2 separate regions of the Homo sapiens genome follow, and region 2 is linked to region 1. A link is an interaction called in ENCODE POLR2A ChIA-PET data of the cell type or tissue named here. Cell type or tissue: PC-9. All regions are shown on one strand. Links, peaks and the distances in the headings refer to the core of each region. The heading gives the core; the rest is flanking DNA. Region 1 holds the start of CAMK2N2 (calcium/calmodulin dependent protein kinase II inhibitor 2). Region 2 holds the start of THPO (thrombopoietin).

Evidence for each region. ChIA-PET counts read pairs that join two places held together with the same protein. Peaks named below come from ENCODE experiments on the same cell type or tissue, not always from the same donor. Only the 100,000 strongest peaks of a DNase experiment are listed, where the experiment ranks them.
Region 2: POLR2A ChIA-PET joins it to region 1 with 23 read pairs; 2 of 35 experiments call an interaction of 5 or more read pairs at or near these places.

Annotation. Positions count from the first base shown.
Region 1 is chr3:184,258,151-184,267,128 of GRCh38, reverse strand. All of the region lies in intron 2 of EEF1AKMT4-ECE2 (EEF1AKMT4-ECE2 readthrough), which reads right to left. EEF1AKMT4 (EEF1A lysine methyltransferase 4) reads right to left here. Exons shown (of 3, transcript NM_032331.4): 3 at 8,370-8,841. The coding sequence ends at 8,554. It overlaps CAMK2N2 (calcium/calmodulin dependent protein kinase II inhibitor 2), which reads left to right and starts at 5,576. Exons shown (of 2, transcript NM_033259.3): 1 at 5,576-6,012; 2 at 6,902-7,916. The coding sequence starts at 5,844. The coding sequence ends at 6,972. RefSeq lists enhancers at 3,722-4,484, 6,370-6,921, 6,922-7,472 and a silencer at 7,852-8,038. In PC-9, for the core only: no CTCF peak of the experiment used is centred there; a DNase peak (open chromatin) is centred at 5,418; H3K4me3 peaks cover 2,727 bases.
Region 2 is chr3:184,376,546-184,385,523 of GRCh38, reverse strand. THPO (thrombopoietin) reads left to right here and starts at 7,317. Exons shown (of 6, transcript NM_000460.4): 1 at 7,317-7,449. CHRD (chordin) reads right to left here and starts at 5,470. Exons shown (of 23, transcript NM_003741.4): 1 at 5,058-5,470; 2 at 4,729-4,832; 3 at 4,160-4,289; 4 at 3,900-4,028; 5 at 3,709-3,808; 6 at 3,504-3,591; 7 at 2,994-3,135; 8 at 2,750-2,890; 9 at 2,586-2,668; 10 at 2,361-2,508; 11 at 2,106-2,212; 12 at 1,882-2,001; 13 at 831-987; 14 at 286-506. The coding sequence starts at 5,205. In PC-9, for the core only: no CTCF peak of the experiment used is centred there; no DNase peak of the experiment used is centred there; H3K27me3 peaks cover 6,136 bases.

The DNA.
Region 1 (8,978 bases), core at 653-8,652:
CCCAAAAAATATATACATATGTATTTTTTTTTTTTTTTTTGAGATGGAATCTCACTCTGTCACCCAGGCTGGAGTGCAGTGGCGCAATCTCAGCTCACTGCAAGCTCTGCCTCCCAAGTTCACACCATTCTCCTGCCTCAGCCTCCCAAGTAGCTGGGACTACAGGCGCCCGCCACCACGCCCGGCTAATTTTTTGTATTTTTAGTGGAGACGGGATTTCACCGTGTTAGCCAGGATGGTCTCAATCTCCTGACCTCATGATCCGCCCGCCTCGGCCTCCCAAAGTGCTGGGATTACAGGTGTAAGCCACCACACCCGGCCTATATTTTTTGAGATGGAGTCTTGTTTTGCCACCCAGGCTGGAGTGCAGTGGCCAATCTTGGCTCACTGCTACCTCTGCCTCCCGGGTTCAAGCAATCCTCCTGCCTCAGCCTCCCCAGTAGCTAGGATTACAGGCGCCCACCACCATGCCCAGCTAATTTTTGTACTTTTAGTAGAGATGGGGTTTTGCCATGTTGGCCAGGCTGGTCTTGAACTCCTGACCTCAGGTGATCCACCCGCCTCAGCCTCCCAGAGTGCTGGGATTACAAGTGTGAGCCACCACACCCAGCTTACCCCAAAATATTTCTAACAGCTTGTATTTGTTTCTTAGGGCCGCTGTAACAAGGTACCACAAACTGAGGGCTTAAAACAACAGAAACTTATTCTCTCACAGTTTTGGAGGCCAGAAGTCCAAAATCAAGGTGTTGGTAGGGTTAAGCTCCTTTGGAAGACTCTAGTAAAGAATTCTTCCTTGCCTCTTTCAGCTGCTGGTGGCTCCCAACAATTCTTGGTTTTCCTTACCTTGTAGTTCCCTCACTCCTATCTCTGCGTCTTTCATGTGGCCTTTTTCCCTGTGTGTCTGTTCTCTTCTTATAAACACATTGGTGATGGGATTTAGGGCCCACCATAATCCAGTATAACCCCATCTTAATTTATTTTTTATTTTTTTCTTTCTATATAAGACAGGGTCTCCCTATGTTGCCCAGGCTGGTCTTCAACTCCTGGGCTCATGGGATCTTCCTGCCTTGGCCTCCCAAAGTGCTAGGATTACAGGCATGAGCCACCACACCCGGCCTATATTTTTTTATTTTATTTTATTTTATTTTTTGAGACAGGATCTCACTCTGTCACAGAGGCTGGAGTGCAGTGGCACAATCTGGGCTATTTTTAGTAGAGATGGGGTTTCTCCATCTTGGCCAGGCTGGTCTTGAACTCCTGACCTCAGGTGATCCACCCGCCTGGGCCTCCCAAAGTGCTGGGATTACAGGCATTAGCCACCTAGCCTGACTGTACCTTATCTTAACTAATTGTATCTGCAAAAGCCCTATTTCCAAATAAGGTCACACTTTTTTTTTTTTTAGACAGGGTCTTGCTCTGCCACCCAGGCTACAGTGCAGTGCGGTACAGTCATAGCTCACTGTCAACTAGCTTCTGTGCTCAAGTTATCCTCCTACCTCAGCCTCCCAAGTAGCTGGGACTACAGGCATGCACCACCATGCCTAACTAATTTTTTTTTTTTTAGTAGAGATGGCGTCTCACTATATTGCCCAGGCTGGTTTTGAACTCCTAGGCTCAAGTCATCCTCCCGCCTTGGCCTCCCAAAGTGCTGGGATTACAGGCATGAGCCACTGCACCTGGCCCTGGGTCACACTTTGAGGTTACAGGTGAACATTGAATTGTTGTGGGAGTCCCTATTCAATCCACTACAGGGGTCTACAGTTTCCACTTGACTAAAAGTGTCACTAATACTCAATTGTCAAAAGGCATGTTATCTGTGTAGAGCACGTGGACAAGTATACTAGGTTTGAGGGACTTCCAATTGAGAGACTCAATGCACTGTCACGCAACTCTATACAAGCTTTATTTCATTTTAGTGAAAATGTATTTTCCTCTCATGGGAAGGAAGCAGAATATCAGAATTTTAAAGAGAGGAGCAGAATTTAAAGAAATCCCCACATTTTTACAACATAGCTGAAGCTTATATATCATAATAGTCCACAGGTTTGTACTTAGGACTTTTGCTTTAACCATGATCCAGCAGGCACGGCCGGGACGGGAATATAATTATTTAAGAAGGAGGTAACCAAGTGAATTCTGGATTAAACTGTCATTTTTCCAATCTCCCTCATTGTGCAGAGAGAAAGGAGAATTGTTTCAATTCCTCACACAATACTCTTATCTCATCCTTGGCAAGAACCCTCATGCCTCTTCTTTGGCATTTTAGGTGAGGGGCAGCTCACTACCTCCCGAGACAACCCACTTTACCCCAGGACAGTTTCATCTACAAAACTGTCCTTTTCTTTCTTTTTTGAGTCAGGGTCTTGCTCTGTCACCCAGGCCAGAGTGCAGTGGCACCATTATGGCTCACTGCAGCCTCAAACTCCTGTGCCCAGGTGATCCTTCTACCACAGCCTTGCAAGTAGCTGGGACCACAGGTGTGTACCACCATACCCGGCTTGCTTATTTATTTACTTATTTATTTAGAGATGGGGCCTAGTTATGTTGTCCAGCCTGGTCTCCAACTCCTGGCTTCAAGCGATCCTTCTGCTTCAGCCTTCTGAGTGGCGGAATTCATAGGTGTGAGCCATGAATGTTGCCCAGCAAAACGTTCCTTAATAAGTAGGTTTTATCATCCCCATGCTTCAGACTAGAACATGGGGCTTACAGAGGTATCATATCATGCAGACACATGGTGAAAAGACTAGAAGGATATATATATATATATATAGTTATAAGGCCGGGTGTGGTAGCTCATGCCTATAATCCCAGCACTTTGGGAGGCCAAGGCGGGCGGATCGCGAGGTCAGGAGTTCAAGACCAGCCTGGCCAACATAGTGAAACCTCATCTCTACAAAAAATACAAAGACTGGCAGGGCGCAGTGGCTCACACCTGTAATCTCAATACTTTGGGAGGCCGAGTGGGCGGATCACGAGGTCAAGAGATTGAGACCATCCTGGCCAACATGGTGAAACCCTGTCTCTACTAAAAATACAAAAATTAGCTGGGAGTGGTGGCACACACTTGTAGTCCCAGCTACCCAGGAGGCTGAGGCATGAGAATCACTTGAACACAGGAGGGGGAGGTTGCAGTGAGCTGAGATGGCGCCATTGCACTCCAGCCTGGCGACAGAGTGAGACTCCATCTCAAAAAAAAAAAAAAAAAAAAAAAAAAAAAAAAGCTGGGCATGGTGGCGTGTGCCTGTAGTCCCAGCTACTCGGGAGGCTGAGGCAGGAGAATCGCTTGAACCTGGGAGGTAGAGGTTATGGTGAGCCAAGATCGCGCCATTGCACTCCAGCCTGGGCAACGGAGCAAGACTCCGTGTCAAAAAAAAAAAAAAAAAAAAAGATGTTATGTGATTTTCTTAATTTTCCTAAAATTTTTTTCCTTCCTTCCTTCCTTTCTCTCTCTCTCTCTCTCTCTCTCTCTCTCTCTCTCTCTCTCTCTCTCTTTCTTTTATTGAGACGGAGTCTCGCCTCGCTTTGTCACCCAGGCTGGAGTGCAATGGCCCAATGTCCGCCAACTGCCACCTTTGCCACCCTAGGTCAAGCGGTTCTTGTGCCTCAGCCTCCCAAGTAGCTGGGACTGCAGGTGTGTGCCACACCTGGCTAATTTTTTTTGTATTTTTAGTAGAGACAGGGTTTTGCCATGTTGATCAGGCTGGTCTCAAACTCCTGACCTCAGGTGATCCACCCACCTCGGCCTCCCAAAGTGCTGGTATTGCAGGCGTGAGCCACTGAGCCCGGCCTCCTAAAATGTTTTAAGTACAAACGAATTAATTTTTTAAAACCATGATTATGGGTCCTTCAGTTCAAGGTCACTGAGAAAGTGGGAGTCAGGATTGGAACCCATTACTGGACAACTTCCAGTGTATGTGGAATTTTCTGGACTCTCTTCCAGTGACCCCAGTCTTCCGCCTTTATTGTCCTTCCAGTTTCAGGGCTCCTCTCACTCCAGGCTGGGCCTCCACCTCCAGCTGTGGCCCTCATCCCGGAGACTAGGACAGAGCAGAGGAGGGCTTCATAGTGATGGGCCCCCAGGCCTGGGCCCTTGAGTGAGGCTGGCATCAAGGTATCCTGTGGCATACCGCCCCCCCCATCCAGTTCCCTGGGCAGCCACCATTGCGTTTGTCCCTGTGTCTCCGGTATTAACACCTGGCGAGAAAGTGTTGGAAGGAGACCCACTACAAGGCAGCCTCACCAGCTGTGTGATTTGGTAATTTGGCCAGATTAAGGAAGGAAAGCGCGTTCGCCTGGAGTGTGGAATGAACGTACAGGGTGATCATTACCGTTTTCAGCGCTGCCGTCACTGTCGCCGCATGTGAGACACCCCCTCCTCCCCAAGGCCAGTGATTGCGCCAGAGCTCCTGCGCGCTGGCAAGCAGGTGACGCCGCGGGTGACGGCCAGCCAGGGCGGGGGTTGTGGGGGCGGGAGGCAAGGGGAGAAGAGGGCATGTTCCCATCGGTGAGGCGAGAACTCACCCGTGGTCCAAAGCAACGAGGGCGGGGGGCACCCTCCATCTCTACCGCACTCCCTCGGGGCACACACTGGCGCGCTCCGCGTCCTCAGGTGCTCCGAGCTTCCCCGCGTCACCCGCAGCCCAGGGCGCCCCCCGCGACGCCGCCATTCATTCCTCCTACACTGCGAGCGCACCACTCCAGAGCCGCGGGGGGCTACAGCCACCGGACTAGGGCTGGGGGTGTCTGCCCTGGTGCGCGCGCGTCGGCCCAGTTTCTATAGACCCCTCCTAGGAGAGACTGAAATACCCAGATTCAGGAGACGGAGACACTGGCACAGAGATACAGGAGTCAAGAATGGAGATAGATAGAGAAAGGCAGACACTTAAGGGACAGGCATAGACAAAGGCCATAACACAGCGAAAGAGATACGGGGCACAGAGACAGAGAGATACAGACACTTAGAGATGGACTGACACACACAAAGGCGGAGACAGAGACACAGACCGGCACTCAGAGGCGCACGGACCCTGACGATCTACTTAAGACCAGCAGAGCAACTAGTACAAGAGCGCGTCAGCGGCAAGGGCACCATCCCACTGGCCCGAGCTCTTCCCGCGCTGTGGGTTCGTGCCTTCCCCAGTCACCCTGTACCCGAGTCTCCTCCCCGCGCATTTCCCGCTCCCCGCTTTCCATTGCCAGCCCTGCGGCCGCCTTCCCGCCCCAACGCGCCCGGCCAGCTTTTGCCCTCCTGCTCCCAGTCCCCCTTGCACGCCTCTCCCAGCCTAGGGGTCAGACCCTCCTCCAAGCTCCTCCAGTACCAGGCTCGATCCCACCCCCCTTCGGTCCCGCCCCTCCCCGCGAGGTCCCGGCCGGGTTGGCTGGTACTATTCCCCAAGACCCACGTGCTGGCCATTCCCCGCCACAGTGCGGGAACCTCCCACTCCAGCTGCCTCTGTTCCCGGGGTAGCTGGGCGCGCTCCTGCCCCCGGCCCCGCCTCTTTCCCCTGGCCAGTGCCCGCCCCGCCTCCACCGCGCCCCGCCCGCCGTGCTCTGCCGCAGTCGGGCGCTCATCGTCATTCCGCTCTTGCCGCCGCCGCCGCCACCCCCGCCCCCCGCCCCCGCCCCCGCCCGGTCCCCGCCACCGCCGCCGCCGCCGCCTGCCCAGCGGCCCGGGAGGCGGAGGCGCGGGGGAGGAGGCCCCGCTTGGCTCCTCAGCCCCGGATGCTGCATGACTTCATCCTTCCGCCGGCTCCCCTGCTGAGGTAGGGCCGGTCCGGCAGCAAGCCCGCCGCCCGCGCCCCGCCGCAGTCCCGCTCCCGCCCCGCGCCCACCCCGCGCCCGCCATGTCCGAGATCCTGCCCTACAGCGAAGACAAGATGGGCCGCTTCGGCGCAGACCCCGAGGGCTCCGACCTCTCCTTCAGCTGCCGCCTGCAGGACACCAACTCCTTCTTCGCGGGCAACCAGGCCAAGCGACCCCCCAAGCTGGGCCAGATCGGCCGAGCCAAGCGAGGTACGCGGCCCGGGCCCGGAGTCGCCGCCTGACCCAGAAACCCTCCGCCGGGCGCCCCCCGGCTGCCGTTCCCCGCCGAGTGCCCGCAGCTCTTGCCGCAGACCAGCGCACCAGCCGCTCTCCAGCCCGGGCTGGAGGGGGGGGTCCCCGCTGCAGTGTGTGTCCCCCTCTTCCCTTCTCCCGGGAACACGGTGCCCCGGATTCGATGCTCGCCACCTCTGGAAGCAGAGCCCTGGCACCCGGGCGAGGGGGAGGGGCCGGTCGGGGCATTTGGGGCTGCACGGAAGTGGGAGCACGGGGTAACGGGCTGATTCTTTGGGATCAAATACTGAGTCGGTGGACAATACGAAGAACCTTCGGGTCGAGAGGGACGTCTAACAAGAGAGGGCAGGAGGCCGGGGGTCCGCTTGTCTTGGTTGTTTGCATGGGGAGGGGAGCTCTGTTGGTGCCAGGATCGGAAGAGGGGTTCCAGCGGCGAGAGGGCTCAGGTTGAGGAGAGGGCTGGACCAGCTGGATACTCGGTTTGAGCCCCATTTGAGCAGGGGGATCTGTTGAAGTGCGGGTTGAAGAGGGGGATTCCGTGAGCAAGAGGTTTCTGATCAACTCAGAGGGAGGAAGGCTCAGGTGGCAGGAGGGCTCGCACTGGGAGGGAGAATAGCTGGAGCCTTTGGAAGAGGGGCGTTCCGCCATCGGGAGGGGAGGGGGTCTAGGCTTGGCGGCGGGTTGGGTCTCCAGAAGAGTTCGGACGGGGAGGACACCGCGGCACAGGGTTCCGAGGGGCGTCGCTGGGCCACGGGCAGTAGCTGCGCGGGAAGCTAGGACGCGGGGCTCATTCTCATCGCCGCCGCCCCCCGAGGCCGCGCGGCTGACGCGCTTTCTCCCTGCGCAGTGGTGATCGAGGATGACCGGATAGACGACGTGCTGAAGGGGATGGGGGAGAAGCCGCCGTCCGGAGTGTAGACGCGCCGGCTCGGGCGGCGGGCTCCGGGCCCAGCCTCGCAGCGGCCAGGAGCGCGGGCCGGCGATGCGGCTGCCGGCGCCCCCCCGCCCCGGCCCAGGCGCCCGCGGGCGGGGGCTGCAGGGCCGTGCCGCCGCCGCCGCCAGGCACTCCGGAGCTGTCCGCTTCAGCACCACGGCGGCCGCGGTAGCGGCGGCGCGGACCCGCCCGGAACCCGCCGCCGCGCTCATGCACTTTAAAACCTCGGGCCGCAGCCCCACCCCGCACACCGGAACGGACACGGAGACCCGCGGCCCCCAGCCCCCGGCCCGCCCCCTCCCGCACGGCTCCCCTGCCCCGCCCCCCTCCGGCCAGTCTGGTCTGCAGACCGGGCGGCCGCCGGTGTCGGACCGCGCGCGGCCAGGGATGTTTGGCTGCGTACTTGCATGAGCTTTCCACCCACTTGAGCCCAGTCCTCCGGGCCGTTCCTCGCCCCCACCCCTGTCTGGCGTGACCCCAGCCTCAGCCTCTTTCTAAGGGACTTCCTCAGCACATTTGTATTTTTATATCCGACTCTTTGTTTACTGGCTCTGCTCATGGTTCCTGCCCTCCCCTCAGTCTCGGCCACGCTCTTCTGCGCCTGGCAGATAGGATGGGTGTTGAGGCTGGGATGAGACAAGCCCCCGACACGGTTACCAACCACATGGCCAGTCTGCCCAGGCCTGACCCCAGGAGGCTTTCTGGCAGACCCCTTCTCCCCAAGGTATCATCACCTTCCAAGGGCCCAGATCCGATTTTACCTTGGACCCCTGCGTCTTGCCCCTGGGAACCCAAATGGGGACTGCTCTGAACCTTTGGATGACATCTGTGGCCCCGGAGATGTTCTCAACCCAGGGGTGCCCTTCGTAAATGTTCCTCCATCCTCACTGTACCAGGAGTGTGTGAATAAACACAGACCCCCTCTGTGTGTGTGTGGCCGCTGCTTAGGTCTCAGGAGCCAGGCCAAAATGGGAGGGGGGGCAGGTACTTGGGAATCTCAGGTGCATGTTGCTGGTGAGGGACGGTTGCCAAGTAAGACAGACAGGCCAGGCTGGCCTGGGAACCTCATTATGATGTGGCCTCCTTGGGTAGAGATACAACCCAGGCGTGACTGGTCACCAGTGTTGGGGATGGAGCTAGGGTGAGAAACATAAAGCAATCTAGGTTCAAAGCCTGCAGTCTCCTGTGGATAAATCAAGGCTAGATGAGGATCAGTAACAGGCCCCAGGAACAACGGTCTCCAGGCTGGCTGGTGTGCAGAGGGGTTATGATGAGCTTTGCCCCAGGGGATGCATCACTGGTGGTTTGGTGTGGTGGCAGAGGAGGTTGGGGAACCCAGGAGAGAACTGAGGAACCCAAGAAAGAAGCAAGAAACCTGGAATCTGGATCTAGTTGGAGCTGGGCTGTATTGGTTCATGTGGGTTCGCTCCCACCCTCTATCTTAGGCATGAGGCCCCTGGGATGTAAGCACCTTGGACCCAACCCCAAGTCCTAAGTCAGGAATTCCAACTACCTGAGGAGCCCAGGGCAGAATGGCAGGAAGGGTGGAGGACCATGCTCTGGCCTCAGAGCTGAATGGCACTAAGGAAGTCCTCATGATCTGAGTCCTGAAGGAAGCAAGGTGAGGTGGGAGGTCTGGGGGGTGAGAGGATTTGGGCCCCCAGAGCCAGCTGGGCCACACTGAGCTTCCCGCCCTTGTGCATGAGGTAGAGATGGAAGTGGAAACCGCTGCCATAGGTAGCATGCCTCAGGGACCAGCCATAATAGGCTTGGGCATAGTGTCTGGTCCGAAAGTGGGGGGCAGCAGAAGTCATTGAGATAAACCGGCCTCCAGGGACAAGCACGCGGCTCACCTGCAAGGCAGACAGAGAAGCCATTGGTGAGAAGTGGATCTTCAGGTTCTCAAAGGTCAGTACTGCTCCAGATGCTCTCCCAGTCAAACCTCAGGAACCACCCCACATCTGTAGCTCAGGCTTTCCATGGCAAAGAG
Region 2 (8,978 bases), core at 979-8,978, 120 kb before region 1:
CAGCTAATTTTGTATTTTTAGTAGAGATGGGGTTTCTCCATGTTGGTCAGGCTAGTCTTGAGCTTCCTACCTCAGGTGATCCACCCACCTGGCCTCCCAAAGTGCTGGGATTACAGGCTTGAGCCACTGCACCCAGCCTACAAATCACTGTTTAATTTATTTTATTTATGCCAGCTCTTCTATACCAGGCTGCCTGCTCTCTGCTTTCCCCAACACAGGCCCACACAGCCCTTCAAGCTAAAAAACAGAAATGTTCCAAGCTGCCGCCTACCATCACATCCTTACCTCTGAGCCATAGAATCCCTTCAGCAGCCGCCGAGGCCCTGGCGTTCCAGGAGGCCCAAGGAGGTGGGCAGTGACAGTGCCTTGTTCTGAGCCACCAAGCCCAGCCAGCAGCACTTCATAGTGCAGGTGACAGTGGGTATCCAAGGAAAGCCAGGCGTGCCCTGCTGCTTGGCTCTTCACAGGGGGTAGCACCAGGGCTCCTGCTAGGGGCACGGGCAGCGCTGGGTCCAGACAGAGGAGAGATGACAGGTGAGAAGGTGGCCTAGGGCAAGCCCTCAAACCCAGCATTCCCAGCTCCCCAGCACACATTCCACGAGCTGGAAGACACTGTCCATAGGTCCAGGGCCTGGAGAGCAGCAAGTTTTAGACCCTTGAACCTCAGCAACAGGAAGAGTCCGCCAGCAGGGCCACCCTATATGTCCCCACCTTCAGATGGCAACCGGAGCTTAGGCACAAAGAAAGACACACCAGGCTCCGGCTGTCTGCCACCATCCCTCAAATGTTCTAGGAAACCAAAGGGCAGACAGACCCCTAAGGACACTCACTGTCATGGCGGGCGCTATGCCCACAGTAGGGCAGGGCAGCCACGTGCCCCCGAAGCTCTCCGTCTGGGAAGTCCTTGGTGCCCACGTTCAGGAAGAGCTCATTCTGCAGCAGCATATGAGCCCCTCGGGCACCCAGCCCAGGGCAGATACCCACGGCCTGGGGGCAGGGGAGGATAGGCCTTCTCAGCTCTCACACGAGTCCAAGGTTCTGAAGTCTTGGACCATTTTGTGCCCCCACTCCACCCACACACACTTCCACACACCAGAAACACAGGATAAGGACCTGGCAGGCCCAGTTTCAAGGCCCTCCCCTGCTGCTTCCTAGCTATGTAACAACCTTCAAGAGTAACTTAACTTCTCCAAGTCTTCACTTCCTCATCTCTCAAATGGATACTGTGAAAGCCAAAAACTATGTAAGGCCACCAATGCAGCACCTAGCACATGGAAAGGCCCTATAAGTAGCAACCATTGCCATTACATTTACTAATATGTGGCCTGTGGCACTGTTCTCCAGGTCCAATGCTCCCATTTGACTGTGAGCTTGCTAAGCACAGGGGCCACATATGATTTGCTTTGTACTCTAGTCCCTAGTCTGGGGCTCACTAAAAATGTCAAATCATGCCGGGCACGGTGGCTCTCGCCTGTAATCCCAGCACTTTGGGAGGCCGAAGTGGGCGGACCATGAGGTCAAGAGATCAAGACCATCCTGGCCAACACGGTGAAACCCCGTCTCTACTAAAAATACAGAAATTAGCTGGGTGTGGTGGTGCACACCTGTGGTCCCAGCTACTTGGGAGGCTGAGGCAGGAGAATCGCTTGAACCCAGGAGGCAGAGGTTGCAGTAAGCCAAGATCACACCACTGCACTCCAGCCTGGTGACAGAGCCAGACTCCATCTCAAAAAAAAAAAAAAAAAAAAGTCAAATGAATAAATGAATGAGTGGGAGAACCCATGAGTGAGTGGATGATAATGAACATCCCTGCTCATCCAACCTGGCTTCCCACAGCCCATGCATTGGGCCCTGGGGTCCAGCTCCACCTGGAGCCCTCACCGTGTGTCCTCCTGGCTGGAGTCCAGCCATGTGGCACAGGACAGTGCGCTGATCCCTCCGCTGAGGCTTGGTCTCCAGTGTCATGGCCACCACCTCACTGCTTGTCCCTACCACTTGCACCTGATGGGCAGGGATGGAGGAGGGCAAAGTGGAGAGGCAGTAAAGGCCTGGGGCCTGCTGCCCACGCCACCCCTCCCCCACCTTCTGCAGCCCCTGGCTCTTACCTGATAGATCAGGGAGCCATTTCCTAGCAGCGTGAGGCTGGCTGAGCCGGCAGCACCCGTCTGGACTGGGATCAGGGCATCAGCCCCACAAAGGACACTTTGCAGGACTACGGAGGGGCAAGACAGGTGAGGCTAGGTTTACCCCATGGCCGCTTACACCCCCAGTCCACAGGATCTCTCCCACACCCACCCTGGCACTTGTCTGTGTCTCTCAGTTGTGCATGCCCGGCGCACCAGGCCCCCCCCCCGCCTCACCGTCGCAGCTCTTCCTGGCAGCAATGTGTCCACTGATGCGCAGCCCTGGCCTGCCTGCCCACTCCAGGGCCATCTGCAGCTCCCCCAGCACCAGCCAGTCCATCTCCTGGACTGTCAGGTTGGGCAGCACCTCAGCAAAGCCTGGTTCCTGGGGACAGAGCAGGGTGTGATGGGCAATAGCAAGAGGCCAAGACAGGTGGCAGCGAGAGCCAGATCCCCACTCACCTGGGCTGAGACATTGGCCTGAAGTTCTCGCAGTAGCTGCCCCTGGTGTAGAATCTGGAGCCTCAAGGGAACCTGGGTTAGTCCTGCAAGGCCGCACATGTGGGCCTTTCTGAGACAGGTGCTCTCCCTAACCTTCTCACGTGTTTTGCCCCCATCCCACTTACCCCCACTCCTGGGTTCCAGCAGCCCTCGGAAGAGCAGCAAAAAATGCAAGGAGTCCTCTGTGTCACTGAGAGTGAGCAGGGTGATGCCCCCTACGCCCTGCTGTGGGGGGCCTTCTAGAGTCAGGATGGCACTGAAGGTCTCTGGGGAAGGGACGATGATGAGAGCCCGTCAGAAACCCTCCCCCCCTTTCCTGGGTGATAGAGAAGACTCAGAACTTCACGCCCGGGGCTCTTTGCTCCCTACCTGCAGCCAGGGCCCGGTGCCGGATGAGAGGCCCCCAGACCTCCCCTGAAGGGTGAGTGAGTGTCACAAGTGCCACATGCAGCTGTTCTGCCCTAAGGAGCCGCAGAGACAACCGAGGCACTGCCCGCCACACCCCACAGACCTGGAGCAGAGAGACAAGAAGGCCCTACGCTCAGACACTGTGCAGGCTAGGCCAATTAGGATGCCCAGGCAGGGCTTATGAAAAAGGAACATGGAAAGGAACCTCCAGGGTGCCCTAGGAAGCTTAAGAAAGAACGCTGGAGCCAGATGCTTGGGTTCCAATCCTGGCTGCACCACTTACTAGCTGTGTGACCTTGAACAAATCACATTATCCTACTGAGCCTCAGTTCCCCCTTCTGTAAAATGGGCATCATAATGTCAGTGCCTTCCTCCCACTGGGCTGTGGTGAGGACCACGGGAGGCAATGCAGAGCATGCTCTCGGCACAGTGCCCAGACTGGGCAAGTGCTCATAAATGGCATCATCTCACCAGGCCATCTTGGGTGGGGGCTGCAGGGTGCTCAAACAGGACACTGCCATTGGAGTCTGAGAAGCGGATCCTGGTAGGGCGGTCCAGCCTGGGAATGAGAGGTCGGGTGAGGCCGGACTGAGCCAAAAGCAGCCCCTCCCAGCTCTCCCAGTTTCCCTCCCGGGCCCCGGCAGCTGACCCCTCCTTGCTCCTTCCCCTTTCTCACCGCCTGTAGGAGATAGAGAAGCGGAGGCTAGAGCGCAGCAGCGAGACTCGGGCTCGTGCCACCGCCTGCGACCTCGGCCCTGTCAGCAGCGCCACGAAGTCTGGGACGGGAGGAAGATGGCCTGAGCACTGTCAAACGCCGCTTTGGTGGCCCAGCCTCAACCACAACCCCGCTGTTCGCCAGCCCCCTACCCGTGTGGCCGTCACCACGGGCCCGCTCCTCAGCGCCTGGCTCCCCGCGGTCGCTATAACTGCGATGCTCCGGGTCCCGCGGATACTCGAAGGACAGGCCGCTCGGCTGCCGCTCCGAACTGCTGCGCTCTGCGGGCGGGGGGGTAAGAACACGGGCTTCAGCTGGCCATGGGAAAGGCCAGTCCGACGCCCCATCCAAGTGGCCCGGGACCTAGTATCGTGGCCCTGCCTCCCTCCCCGCAGGGCGGAGCAAGACTTACCCTGGGGGCAGGTCTGGCAGCAGTGTCCCGGCAGCTGGCGCGGCTGCCCACAGGCCGGGGTTGGGCACTCTGGTTTGATGTTCTTGCAGCTGACCCTGCCAGGGCCCCTGGTACGGCGACCCCACTGAGGCTGCTCCCGGAAAAGGCGGGAAACCCAAGTGAGTGCAAGATGCCAACTGATGAGACCCCCCCAGGCAAGGATGTCCCGCAGAGTCAGCCAGCTCTGCCACTTACAAGCTGCGTGACCCTAGACAAGCTACTTCATCTCTCTGGGCCTCAAGGTCCCTGTCTGGAAAATGGGGATAATAATACTCTCTATCTAGCAAGGCTGCCATGAGAGTTAGATGAGCAGGGAACGAAACGGAGTTGGCACAGAGCCTCACACAGAGTGGGCGATCAGTAACAGCACCTAAGAATTGGAGGGGCTGATTCCCCTTCCTCCACCAGAAAAATATCCCCAACATCTGCCGACTGGGCTCCTTCTCAGCAGCTCCGAGTCCACTCCGACGCCCGCGCGACCCGGCGCTCCCCACCCGCCAGGGCCCGGGCCGGCCGCGGGGTGCACTCACCGCCTCGCAGGCGCACAGCACGCAGCGCATCACCCCGAATGGCTCCCCTAGGTCCGGGTGCCACGTCTCGTCCAAGGCATAGACCTTCCCGCCGAAGGTGCAGCCTGCGGGGACGGGCTTGGCTGGAGGCCGCTGCCCAGCTCGCGCCGTGTGCCGCCCCGGGGGCTGCCCGCGGGTCCCGGGTCCCAGGCACCGCGCCCTTCTGCCCCCGCCCACCCTCCGGGCCGCCCGCCGCGCCGAGCCACCTGCGCCCCGCGCCCCCTCCGGGCTGGCGCTGACTCGCCCCGAGCCCGACTCCCCGCCCGCGCCTCCCCCGGGCGCCCACCTACCTGCCGCTCCCCGAACGGGCAGCGGCTCCTTCTCAGAACGGATGGGCAGCACGGGGGGCTCTGGGCCGGCGCCGCGGGCCGGCCGGGAGCCGAGCAGCAGCAGCCCGAGGAGCAGCAGCGGGGCCGGCGGGGCCGGGAGGCTCGGCATGACGCGAACGGGACAGCTGGGGAGGAGGGAGGGAGGAGGGCGCGGGAGCGGGCGGAGGGAGGGAGGCGGGAGTGCGGAGGGCGGAGGGCCGGGCCGGGGGCGGTGCGGCGGGAGGGGGCCGGGGCCGGGGCCGGGGCCGGGGCAGTGCCGCGAGGGGCTCGTCGGGCGGCCGCAGAGTCGGCGCCGGGCCGGGCGGGGCGGGAGGAGCGGCCGGGAGGAGCGCGGGCGGGCGGGCGCTGACCCGGGCCGTACGCGGCTCTACTGCCCCGGGCGCCGGCTCCGGCCCGTTTTATGCCCCGCGCCCGACGCCCCGGCCGGGGGCCTCCTCCTCAGCAAACGGGGCGGCGGCGGCAGCTCGGCGAGGGGCCGGGCTGAGCCCGGGGGGTCCGACCCAGCAGCAGCGGCCCGGATCGCGGGTGGGGGAGGGGAGGGAGGGGCTGGGACCGGGCAGGGGAGGAGGGAGGGGCGGGAGGGGAAGGGGGAGCGGGGGAGGGGGAGGGGAGGGACCAGGGGGCGCGAAGAGGGGGAGGAGAGGCGGGCCCGGAGCCCCCCGCTGCTGGCGGCCACAGGGCGGCTGGACCAGGAGGTCGGTGTCCAGCCCAGGAAGGGAGCCTCAGGCTAGGGAGGGGCAGAGGCTAGGCCTGAGGCCTGGACCGCTCTGTGAGCGAGGACCCGGTTCCGCCCGAAGGATGAAGACTTGTCTTTAAAGATGACAACGTACAGGAAAGGTCCATCAGCCGATCTCCCCCTGCCTGGGCCCACAGCGCCCCCCAAACCCTCACCACCCTCTCTCACTGCCTAGCCTGCCTCCCTACCTTCTCTCTGAGGTCGCTCCTCATTCTTGTGTTACCCAGGACAGGGACCTAGCCAGAAACCGGCAGCATTCCCCCTTCTGTGGAGTGACAGTATCTCCCTCTCATTGTAACTTATCCTCAGGCGCATTCGACAGTCCCCTCTTGCTTTCTCACCCCCTTCCTTCACCCAAGGGACCCTCTGCCTCTCCAGCCCACTCCCAGCCTCCTTTCTCTTGGTTCCCTGGTCATGCCTGCCTCCCTGTCTCCTGTCTCTCCCTCCCACACACACCCACTATCCTCCCAGCTATCCCAGCACCCTCCTTCCTAATCTTGGGAGACATCTCGTCTGGCTGGACGGGAAAATTCCAGGATCTAGGCCACACTTCTCAGCAGACATGCCCATCCTTGGGGAGGAGGAACAGGAGAGAGCCTGAGGAAGTTCTGGGGGACAGGGGGATGATGGGATCAAGGTCAGGCCAGGAAGCCCCTGAGGACAGAGACTGTGGGGAGACTGGGACTGGGAAGAAAGCAAAGGAGCTAGAGCCAGGGCCAAAGGAAAAGGGGGGCCAGCAGGGAGGTATTTGCGGGGGAGGTCCAGCAGCTGTCTTTCCTAAGACAGGGACACATGGGCCTGGTTATTCCTCTTGTCACATGTGGAACGGTAGGAGATGGAAGACGGAGACAGAACAAGCAAAGGAGGGCCCTGGGCACAGAGGTCTGTGTGTGTAGCCATCTAAGCCACTGGACCCCAGCAGACGAGCACCTAAGCTCAGGCTTAACCCAGTGCACGTGTGCGCACATACATGTGCCCCGCACCTGACAGTCCACTCAACCCGTCCAAACCCTTTCCCCATAACACCAACCCATAACAGGAGATTTCTCTCATGTGGGCAATATCCGTGTTCCCACTTCGAAAGGGGGAATGACAAGATAGGACTCCCTAGGGGATTACAGAAAGAAAAGCAGGAAAGCAAGCATCCTGTTGGATTTCAGCAGCAGGTATGATGTCCAGGGAAAAGAAATTTGGATAGCCAGGGAGTGAAAACCCCACCAATCTTAAACAAGACCTCTGTGCTTCTTCCCCAGCAACACAAATGTCCTGCCAGATTCCTCCTGGAAAAAAACTTCTGCTCCTGTCCCCCTCCAGGTCCCAGGTTGCCCATGTCCAGGAAAAGATGGATCCCCCTATCCAAATCTTCTCCGTGGTGTGTGTGGGTGGAGGAGTGGACCCTGGTCCAGGCAGGGGCTCCAGGGAAGAGAAGGCGTCACTTCCGGGGGCCTTCACCAGTGTCTGGTGGCTCCCTTCTCTGATTGGGCAGAAGTGGCCCAGGCAGGCGTATGACCTGCTGCTGTGGAGGGGCTGTGCCCCACCGCCACATGTCTTCCTACCCATCTGCTCCCCAGAGGGCTGCCTGCTGTGCACTTGGGTCCTGGAGCCCTTCTCCACCCGGTGAGTGGCCAGCAGGGTGTGGGGTTATGTGAGGGTAGAAAGGACAGCAAAGAGAAATGGGCTCCCAGCTGGGGGAGGGGCAGGCAAACTGGAACCTACAGGCACTGACCTTTGTCGAGAAGAGTGTAGCCTTCCCAGAATGGGAGGAGCAGGGCAGAGCAGGGGTAGGGGGTGGGGTGCTGGTTTCTGAGGGACTGATCACTTACTTGGTGGAATACAGCACAGCCCTGGCTGGCCCTAAGGAAAGGGGACATGAGCCCAGGGAGAAAATAAGAGAGGGAGCTGCACTTAGGGCTTAGCAAACACAGTAGTAAGATGGACACAGCCCCAATCCCCATTCTTAGCTGGTCATTCCTCGTTAGCTTAAGGTTCTGAATCTGGTGCTGGGGAAGCTGGGCCAGGCAAGCCAGGGCGCAAGGAGAGGGTAATGGGAGGAGGGCCCACTCATGTTGACAGACCTACAGGAAATCCCAATATTGAATCAGGTGCAAGCCTCTTTGCACAACTTGTGAAAGGAGGAGGAAGCCATGTGGGGGGTCCTGTGAAGGAACCGGAAGGGGTTCTGCCAAGGGGGCAGGGAGGCAGGTGTGAGCTATGAGACAGATATGTTAGTGGGCGCCTAAGACAAGGTAAGCCCCTAAGGTGGGCATCACCCAGCAGGTGCCCGTTCCTGGGCAGCTGGTCTCAGGAAGGAAGTCCCAGAACTGTTAGCCCATCTCTTGGCCTCAGATAATGGAGTATTTCAGGACTTGGAGTCCAGAGAAAAGCTCCAGTGGCTTTATGTGTGGGGGTAGATAGGGAAAGAATAGAGGTTAATTTCTCCCATACCGCCTTTTAATCCTGACCTCTAGTGGTCCCAGTTACAGCTTTGTGCAGTTCCCCTCCCCAGCCCCACTCCCCACCGCAGAAGTTACCCCTCAACATATTGCGCCCGTTTGCCAGTTCCTCACCCAGGCCCTGCATCCCATTTTCCACTCTCTTCTCCAGGCTGAAGCCACAATACTTTCCTTCTCTATCCCCATCCCAGATTTTCTCTGACCTAACAACCAAGGTTGCTCAGAATTTAAGGCTAATTAAGATATGTGTGTATACATATCATGTCCTGCTGCTCTCAGCAGGGGTAGGTGGCACCAAATCCATGTCCGATTCACTGAGGAGTCCTGACAAAAAGGAGACACCATATGCTTTCTTGCTTTCTTTCTTTCTTTCTTTCTTTCTTTTTTTTTTTTGAGACGGAGTTTCACTCTTATTGCCCAGGCTGGAGTGCAATGGTGCGATCTCGGCTCACCACAACCTCCGCCTCCCAGGTACAAGCGATTCTCCTGTCTCAGCCTCCCAAGTAGCTTGGATTACAGGCATGAACCACCACACCCTGCTAGTTTTTTTGTATTTCGTAGAGCCGGGGTTTCACCATGTTAGTGAGGCTGGTGGCGAACTCCTGACCTCAGGTGATCCACCCGCCTTGGACTCCCAAAGTGCTGGGATTACAGGCATGAGCCACTGCACCCGGCACACCATATGCTTTCATC